Regions from separate parts of the Homo sapiens genome. Here region 1 is linked to region 2. Evidence: read pairs that join two places in POLR2A ChIA-PET (ENCODE). Cell type or tissue: GM12878. All regions are shown on one strand. Links, peaks and the distances in the headings refer to the core of each region. The heading gives the core; the rest is flanking DNA.

The links. ChIA-PET counts read pairs that join two places held together with the same protein. Peaks named below come from ENCODE experiments on the same cell type or tissue, not always from the same donor. Only the 100,000 strongest peaks of a DNase experiment are listed, where the experiment ranks them.
Region 1: POLR2A ChIA-PET joins it to region 2 with 6 read pairs; 5 of 35 experiments call an interaction of 5 or more read pairs at or near these places.

Annotation. Positions count from the first base shown.
Region 1 is chrX:119,819,417-119,823,804 of GRCh38, reverse strand. It overlaps a transcript of UPF3B not described here and the pseudogene LOC100422368. Among named protein-coding and RNA genes, the nearest start is that of RPL39, 30 kb to the right of the region's middle. In GM12878, for the core only: no CTCF peak of the experiment used is centred there; a DNase peak (open chromatin) is centred at 1,904.
Region 2 is chrX:119,763,056-119,767,443 of GRCh38, reverse strand. No RefSeq gene overlaps it. Among named protein-coding and RNA genes, the nearest start is that of SOWAHD, 6.7 kb to the right of the region's middle. In GM12878, for the core only: no CTCF peak of the experiment used is centred there; no DNase peak of the experiment used is centred there.

The DNA of each region.
Region 1 (4,388 bases), core at 249-4,248, 56 kb before region 2:
ATCACTTGAGGTCAGGAGTGTGAGATCAGCCTGAAAAACATGGTAAAACCCTGTCCCAACTAAAAATACAAAAATTAGCCGGGCATGGTGGCGCATGCCTGTAGTCCCAGCTACTTGGGAGACTGAGGCAGGAGAATCGCTTGAACTGGGGAGGCAGAAGTTGCAGTGAGCCGAGATCACACCACTGTACTCCAGTCTGGGCAACAGAGCAAGACTCTGTCTCAGACAAAAAAAAAAAAAAAAAAAGAGGAAAAAAAGAAAAGAAATGGGCCAGGCGTGATGGCTCCTGCAGGTAACCCTAGCATTTGGGAGGCCAAGGTAGGAGGATCATTTAACTTCAGGAGTTCTAGAACAGCCTGGGCAACATAGGGCAACCCCGTCTCTGCTAAAATTTAAAAACCCAATGTGGTAGCACGGGCCTGCGATCCCAGCTACTAGGGAGCTGAGGTGGTAGGATTCCTTCAGTCTGGAATGTCGAAGCTGGATCATGCCACTTGCACTGCAGCCTGGCTGACACAGTGAGACCCTGTCTCCAAAGAAAATAAATTTAACCAGACATAAAAAATAATAATTAGGAAATGGTTGCTTTTCTTTGGAGATGGAGAGAGGAAGTGGGCAAGTTGTCATTTACCATGCCCTCATATATTTGGTCTTAAATGACTGGGCTTTAGTATATATTAATATATAAGGTATAACCTAAAAATCTCATGTAAAAGCTTAGTAGCATTGTTGTAACAGTAACATATTTCATTGTACTTCAGGACTGTCCATGGATGCAGTGTTACCATCGAGGAGCTCGAGGCCGAGGTCGACTCTGGCACCCTGATGACAAGTCTGGAGATTCAGCAGTAGAAAGAAAGCAGGAAAGTGGTATTAGCCATAGAAAAGAAGAGGAGAGGCCGGGCGTGGTGGCTCATGCCTGTAATCCCAGCATTTTGGGAGGCCGATATGGGTGGATCACCTGAGGTCAGGACTTTGAGACCAGCCTGGCCAACATGGTGAAACCCAGTCTCTACTAAAACTACAAAAATTAGCCGGGCTTGGTGGCAGGCGCCTGTAGTCCCAGGTACTCGAGAGGCTGAGGCAGGAGAATTGATTAAACTCAGGAGGTGGAGGTTGCAGTAAGCCATGATCGTGCCACTGCACTCTAGCCTGGGTGACACTAGGGAGGCTCTATCTCCAAAAAAATTAAAAAAAAATAAAGAGGAGAGGAGTACGCAGCAGAAGAGTAAGTTTTGTCTCAAAGAAGGAATCTGGTCGGAGGTTCAGAATTGGAAGTACAATTTTATTGTTTTTGCAATTTCTATAAATTAAAGTGTCAGAAAATGCTGATGGCGAGGACATGCATTGCAATTTGCAGGGGAAATGTCAAGTGAGGACTTCATCACGTGTGACACGAGAGAAAAGTAAGAGCTGGTTTTAAAATCAAAAGCTGTTGTTCATCCTGAATTGAATTTCTAAATTTTGGTGGAGCAGAGTCGCTTTGAAGCTTTATTCCCATCTATTTCTATTGCATTGCTAATGATAACTGTTGACTTTGGGTAGTGTAGAAGCAACAAGCATGTCCTTGTCTATAAGTACAGGGAAGGATAGAACAAACTTTCATTGATGCAAACATTTAAATAGTCATGTTACTTCTGTATCCAATGTCCTAACATTTTAGGGTTACTTTTGTTTTTTTATTTGCTTACATAAGCTTAGCATGAAGAATATTTTTAAACATCTCGTTTTGTCTCCAGCATTTTTTCTATTAAGAGGTAAAATGTAGTCCTTGTTGGATTCTTGACAATCTAGTTTGTTTTATCTCAGGTCTCATGATCTGGTGCCTACCCTCTCCAGGAAGGAAACTGCACCAATGTCTGTTGTTGTTACATATCAACTTTTAGTTTCAGTTTGTTTTGTTCTGATGTCAATACATAGTAACAGCAGTCAAGTATGAAGCTAAGTGTGGTGAGTAACTTTAGTAAACAGCTGTGAGGTTTTTTTTGTTTTTTTTGTTTTTTTTTTGAGACAGAGTTTCACTCTGTCACCCAGGCTGGAGTGCAGTGGCACAATCTCGGCTCACTGCAACCTCCACCCTCCGGGTTCAAATTATTCTCCTTCCTCAGCCTCCTGAGTAGCTGGGACTACAGGCACCTGCCACCGCGCCTGGTTAATTTTTTGTATTTTTAGTAGAGATGGGGGTCTCACCATCTTGGCCAGGCTGGTCTTGAACTCCTGACCTCGTGATCCACCGGCCTCAGCCTCCCAAAGTGCTGGGATTACAGGCGTGAGCCACCACGCCCAGCCAGCTGTGAGTTTTGAGAAATTAAATTTTTTATACTGTATTAGCCTCTTGGAAGTATCAAAAGCAGATGAATAATGTTAGTTTCTGCCTTCACAGGCATTGCCTTTGTTTTGTCCACCAGAGAAAGATCAGTTCATGGTTCACTCCTGTATTAGGCCGTTCTTGCATTGCTATAAATAAATGCCTGAGACTGGGTAGTTTATAAGAAAAGAGGTTTAACTGGTTCACAGTTCTGCAGGCTGTACAAGCATGGCATCTGACATTGCTCAGCTTCTGGGAGGCCTCAGGGACCTTTTACTCATGGCGGAAAGTGAAGCAGGAGCAGGCATGTCACATCACAGAGTGAGCAAGAGAGTGAGTGTGGGAAGGAGGTGCCACACTTTACAACAACCTGATCTGTAAGAACTCACTATGGAGAGGACAGCACCAAGCCATGAGGGATCCGCCCCATAACCCCAATACCCCACCAGGCCCCACCTACAACACTGGGGATTATATTTCCATGAGATTTGGGTGGGGACAAATTTCAAAACTACATCAACTGTTCTGGTCCCATAAGAACAAAATGTTTAGACAACATCCTTGAGCTTTTGCCTGATTTTCATTCATCCTGCCAGCCCTTCCTAACATGGCATCTGTTTGCCAGATGCCTGGGCTCAAACAATCTGTCCACTGTAGCCTCGAAAAGTGCTGGGATTATACGCATGAGCCACCGTGTCCAGCTTTATATGGATTTTTAAAAGAACAGAAGCCAGGGGCAGTGGCTCATGCCTGTAATCCCAGCACTTTGGGAGGCTGAGGCGGTTGGATCACCTGAGGTCAGGAGTTCGAGACCAGCCTGGCCAACATGGTGAAACTCCATCTCTACCAAAAAATACAAAAAAAAAAAAATTGGCCAGGCTTGGTGGAGCGCACCTGTAGTCCAAACTCCTCGGGAGGCTCAGGCAGGAGAATCACTTGAACTTGAGTGGCAGAGGTTCCAGTGAGCAGAGATCTCAATCCTGCACTCCTGCCTGAGCAACAGAGTTAGACTCCATCTGCCCCCCTCACCACCACACCCAAAAAAAGGCCGGGCTTGGTGGCACATGCCTGTAATCCCAGCACTTTGGGAGGCTGAGGTAGGTGGATCACCTGAGGTCAGGAGTTTGAGACCAGCCTGGCCAACATGGTAAAACCCCATCTCTACCAAAAAATACAAAAAAAAAATTTGGCCGGGCTTGGTGGAGCACACCTGTAGTCCAAACTTCTCAGGAGGCTCAGACAGGAGAATCACTTCAACTCGGGAGGCAGAGGTTGTAGTGAGCCTAGATCTCACCACTGCACTCCTGCCTGAGCGACAGAGGGAGACTCCATCCTCCCCACAACAAAAAGGCAGGGGATTGAGGTGGCACATGCCTGTAGTCCCAGCACTTTGGGAGGCCAAGGCGGGCACTTCACCTGAGGTTAGGGATTCAAGACAAACCTGGCCAACATGGTGAAACCCAGTCTCTACTAAAAATACAAAAATTAGCCAGGCACAGTGGCGGGCTCCTGTAATCCCAGTTAGTCGGGAGGCTGAGGCTAGAGAATCGTTTGAACCCAAGAGGCGGAGATTGCAGTGAGCCAAGGTCGTGCCACTGCACTCCTGCCTGGGCGACAGAGCCAGACTCCATCTCAAAAAAAAAAAAAAAAAAAAGGAAAAATAGAAAAGAAAAGTTTGTGGAAAATAGAAATAAAAGAAAAAAATATAAACTTCTCATCGTAAGATCCACCAAGGTCAAGACACTTTCATAAGCAATGATAACTAGCCATTTATGTATGTATGTATGTCTCTTGCTCACAACAATTACATACTAGTCATTTCATCCATCCCCTAAGAAGTGGAGGTCCTTGGAATTTAACCACATCAATGAAATCTTTTTTACATTATTAACTGAAGAGAAATGGTTGCCCTTTACAGACTTTTTAAAATTAGGAAACAAAAAAGTGACAGAAGAAGCTAAATCCCGACTGTAAGGTGGATGCCTAATGGTTTCCCATTGAAACTCTCAAAATTGCCCTTGTTTGATGAGAGGCACGAGCAGAAGCATTACCGTGGTAGAAAAGGACTCTCTGGTGAAGC
Region 2 (4,388 bases), core at 269-4,268:
CTCGGCTCACTGCAACCTCTGCCTCCCGGGTTCACGCCATTCTCCTGCCTCAGCCTCCCGAGTAGCTGGGACTACAGGTGCGTGCTGCCGCGCCCGGCTAATTTTTTTGTATTTTTAGTAGAGACAGGGTTTCACCACGTTGGCCAGGATGGTCTCGATCTCCTGACCTCGTGATCCGCCCGCCTCGGCCTCCCAAAGTGCTGGGATTACAGGCGTGAGCCACCGCGCCCGGCCCGTGAGTCAAATTTCAACATGAGGTTTAGAGGGGACAAATATTCAAACCATATCATTCTGCTCCTGGCCCCCCAAATCTTATGTCCTTCTCTCTTGCAAAATACAATCATCCCCCCAAATAGTCCCCAAGTCTTAACTTGTCCAGCATTAACTCCAAAAGTCCAAAGTCTCATCTGAGACTCAGGACAAGTTCCTTCCTGCTGTGAGCCTGTAAAATCAAAATCAGGCTGGGCACGGTGGCTCATGCCTGTAATCTCAGCACTTTGGGAGTCCAAGGCGGGTGGATCACCTGAGGTCGGGAGTTTGAGACCAGCCTGGCCAACATGGTGAAATTCTGTCTCTACTAAAAATACAAAAATGAGCTGGGCGTGACGGCACGTGCCTGTTATCCCAGCCACTGAGGACGCAGAGCCGGGAGAATCGCTTGAACCCGGGAGATGGAGGTTGCAGTAAGCTGAGATCGCGCTACTGCACTCCAGCCTGGGCGACAGAGTGAGACTCCATCTCAAAAAATAAAAAAAAAATCAAGCCGGGCGCGGTGGCTCACGCCTGTAATCCCAGCACTGTGGGAGGCCGAGGTGGGTGGATCACGAGGTCAGGAGATCAAGACCATCCTGGCTAACACGGTGAAACCCCGTCTCTACTAAAAATACAAAAAATTAGCCGGGCGTGGTGTGGACGCCTGTAGTCCCAGCTGCTGGGGAGGCTGAGGCAGGAGAATGGCGTGAACCCGGGAGGCGGAGCTTGCAGTGAGCCGAGATCGCGCCACTGCACTCCACCTGGGCCACAGAGCGAGACTCCATCTCAAAAAAAAAAAAAAATCAAAATCAAGGTATTTACTTCTGAGACACAGTGGTAGAACAGACATTGGGTAAACACTCCCATTCCAAAAGAGAAATATCCCCAAAAGCAAGGGGTAACAGGCCCCACACAAGTTCAAAACACAGTAGGGCAGACATTAAATCGTTTTTTGTTTTTTTTTTTTTTTTTGAGACAGGGTCTTGCTCTGTCGCTCTGTCACCCAGGCTGGAGTGCAGTGGTGCGATCATGGCTCACTGCAGTCTCGACCTCCTGGGCTCAAGCAATCCTCCCGCCTCACCTCCTGAGTAGATGAAACTACAGGCTTGCACCACCATGCCAGGCTAATTTTCTAATTTTGTGTAGAGACGAGGTCTCACTATGTTGCCCAGGCTGCTCTCAAACTCCTGGGCTCCAGCAACCGTCCTGCCTTGGCCAGCCATTAAATCTTAAAGTTCCAAAATGATCTCCCTTGACTCCATGTCCCATCATCCTGGGCACACTGGTGCAAGGGGTGAGCCGCCAAGGCCTCGAGCAGCCCCATCCCCATGGCTATGCTGGGAGCAGCCCATGTGGCTGCTCTCATGGATTAGAGTCCATTGCCACAGGCTTTTTGAGGCTGAGGATGAGTGCTGCTGGTGGCTGCACTATTCTGTGGTCTCGAGGGTGGTGGCCCTGCTTCCACAGCTCAACTGGCCCCTGGTAGGAATTCTTGCAGGGCACCACCCCTGCAGCAGACTTCTGCCTGGGCATCTAGGCTTTCCCATACTTCCTCTGAAATCTAGGTGGAAGTTGCCAAGCCTTCAGTCACTCTTCAATTTTGCAAGTCTGCAGACTTAGCACCATGTGGAAGCCCCAAGGCTTATGGCTTTGGGAGCAGCAGCCAGAGCAGTACCTGAGGCCCTTTGAGACTGGGCTGGAGCTAGAGCAGTAGGGATGCAGGTCAGTGGTACCCCAGGCGTGGCACCCTCTTTCCTTCCCTTCCACCCCCCAAAAAAACCCATTCTGTCCTCCTAGGCCTGTGGCCTTAGTGATTTTTTTTTTTTTCTTTTTTGATATGGAGTCTTGCTCTGTCACCCAGGCTGGAGTGCAGTGATACTATCTCAGCTCACTGCAACCTCTGCCTCCCAGGTTTAACCGATTCTCGTGCCTCAGAGCCTCCCAAGTAGCTGAGACTACAGGCACACACCACCACGCCTGATTTTTTTCATATTTTTACTAGAGACGGGGTTTCACCATGTTGGCCAGGCTGGTCTCAAACTCCTGACCTCAGGTGATCCACCTTTTGAGACAGAGTCTTGCTCTGTCACCCAGGCTGGAGTGCAGTGGTGCAATCTCAGCTCACTGCAACCTCTGCCTCCTGGGTTCAAGAGATTCTCCTGCCTAAGCCTCCTGAGTAGCTGAGATTACAGGCACCCGTCACCATGCACAACTACTATTTGCATTTTTAGTAGCGACGGGGTTTCACCATGTTGGCCAGGCTGGTCTTGAACCCCTCACCTCAGCCTCCCAGAGTGAAGGGATTACAGGCGTGAGCCACTGTGCCAGCCTGCCCTTAGTGAATTCTAAAATGCCTTCAGGGCCTTTTCCCATCTTGTTGACTATTAGCATCTGGATCCTTTTTAGCCATACTAAGCACTTCAGCAAGTGGTTGTTATGTCAAAAGTAAAAATATATAGCTTGTGAAGAACATCAGCAGAGGAGCCAACATCTCTTTTGAGGAACAGTCACTCCTCTGGCACAGATGGAAAATAACTTGCAATAAATGCAAATTCATTTTAAAGCTGACATAATGCAGGTAAACCACAAGATCCCTCCTGGACTACCCTAGCAGATAATGGAGTTTTGCCACAAGAACCTGCTGAGCCCCTTAGGATTCTTTCAAACAGCTGTTATTTCCTATTCCCTATGTGTCACGCAGTGTGCCAGATGTTGCACATACATTATCTTGAATGCTCAGAACAAACCTGCAAAAAATATTCTATTGGTCCCATTTCACAGATGAGGAAATTGCCACTCAGGCCAGCAAGTAGCTCAAGGTCATGAATCGGGAGCTAGGATTTGAACCCAGGCAAGGCTGAGAGCTTTCCACCACACCAGTGGTTTTGAATTTTACTCCAGGGGCCACCGTGTAGGACTGTCTGTCTAGAATAGAGGCGGGGGTGGGGAGATTTACACATGGGGATTCTAGGTAAGCTTCATTAGAGCAAAGACTTTGGAGGAGAAAAAAAGAGAAGTTTGAAAGGCACTGCCCTCACAGGGGTCTTTGAACTTCCTGGGGTGAAGAATGACTAATTTTTTTAGAAACAGGGTCTTGCTCTGTTGCCCAGGCTGGAGTGCCATGGCACGATCATGTTCACTGCAGCCTCTACTTCCTGGAATCAGGTGACCCTCCCACCTCAGCCTCCCAAGTAGCTGGGACTACAGGCAAACAGCAACTACAGGCATACAGCCTTGTTAGTATGACTTTTCTGAAAGCATTGCTTAGAAGTGTTTTGCTTTTGCGATGCATTTGCCGCCAGTTTTCTCCCCTGGCACATTCATCCTCCAGGTGACTGCTAGAGTGATCTTCCAAAATCTCATCATGCTACTCCTCTGCTTATAAACCCTCCATGATTCCCAACTACCTTTTGGCTAAACTTCATGAACCTCTTTTAGGTGATCTGGACCCCCTTCCACTTCTCCAGCCTTGCCATTAACCACTCCCCAGCTTCCACCCTCCTGCCAAACCCTCTGCCTTTATAGTGCATGGTACTTGCCACACTCAACGGTCAACTCCCACTCACCCCTCGAGCCTCAGATCAGGCACCACCTTCCTCCCCAAAAGCCTTTTCTATTCCTCTTGACCTGGATCCGGCCCTGCCTCCTGCGCTCCCTCAGCACCCCCTCCCCCTGATCCATCACAGCCCTGCTTCTGTCTCCTCTTCTTGCTCGGCTCCCCTGCTAGAATGAAGTCTTGCATCATCTGCTTAACTCCACTTTGCTCCCCTGGAAAGAGGTTTCTCGGGGAATTTGCTCTTTCTCTTGGGGTAAGCATACCAGTCTTGCCTCAAAAAGCATACCAGAAATGCCAACGGCTTGATGTGAGGCACGGAGAGTTTTCAGCATGGGAGTTTGTCCCCTGCAGCCAAACCTCAATTTTACATGGAGGAGATAGGCTAGGCAGTATCACATGATGAGAAAAATCTGTGGGGAAGAGTAGCTGACTACAGGAAAACTACAGAAAACCGTTTTCAAATCTTCCAGGTAATTTGGTTTTCGTTTTGGAAAGAGTAGGGTGAACGCTTGTCTCAGGCCCCCAGATCTGCTAACAGTTAAGATGCTTAGGTTCAAACTTTTCCTATAAAGAGGGGACT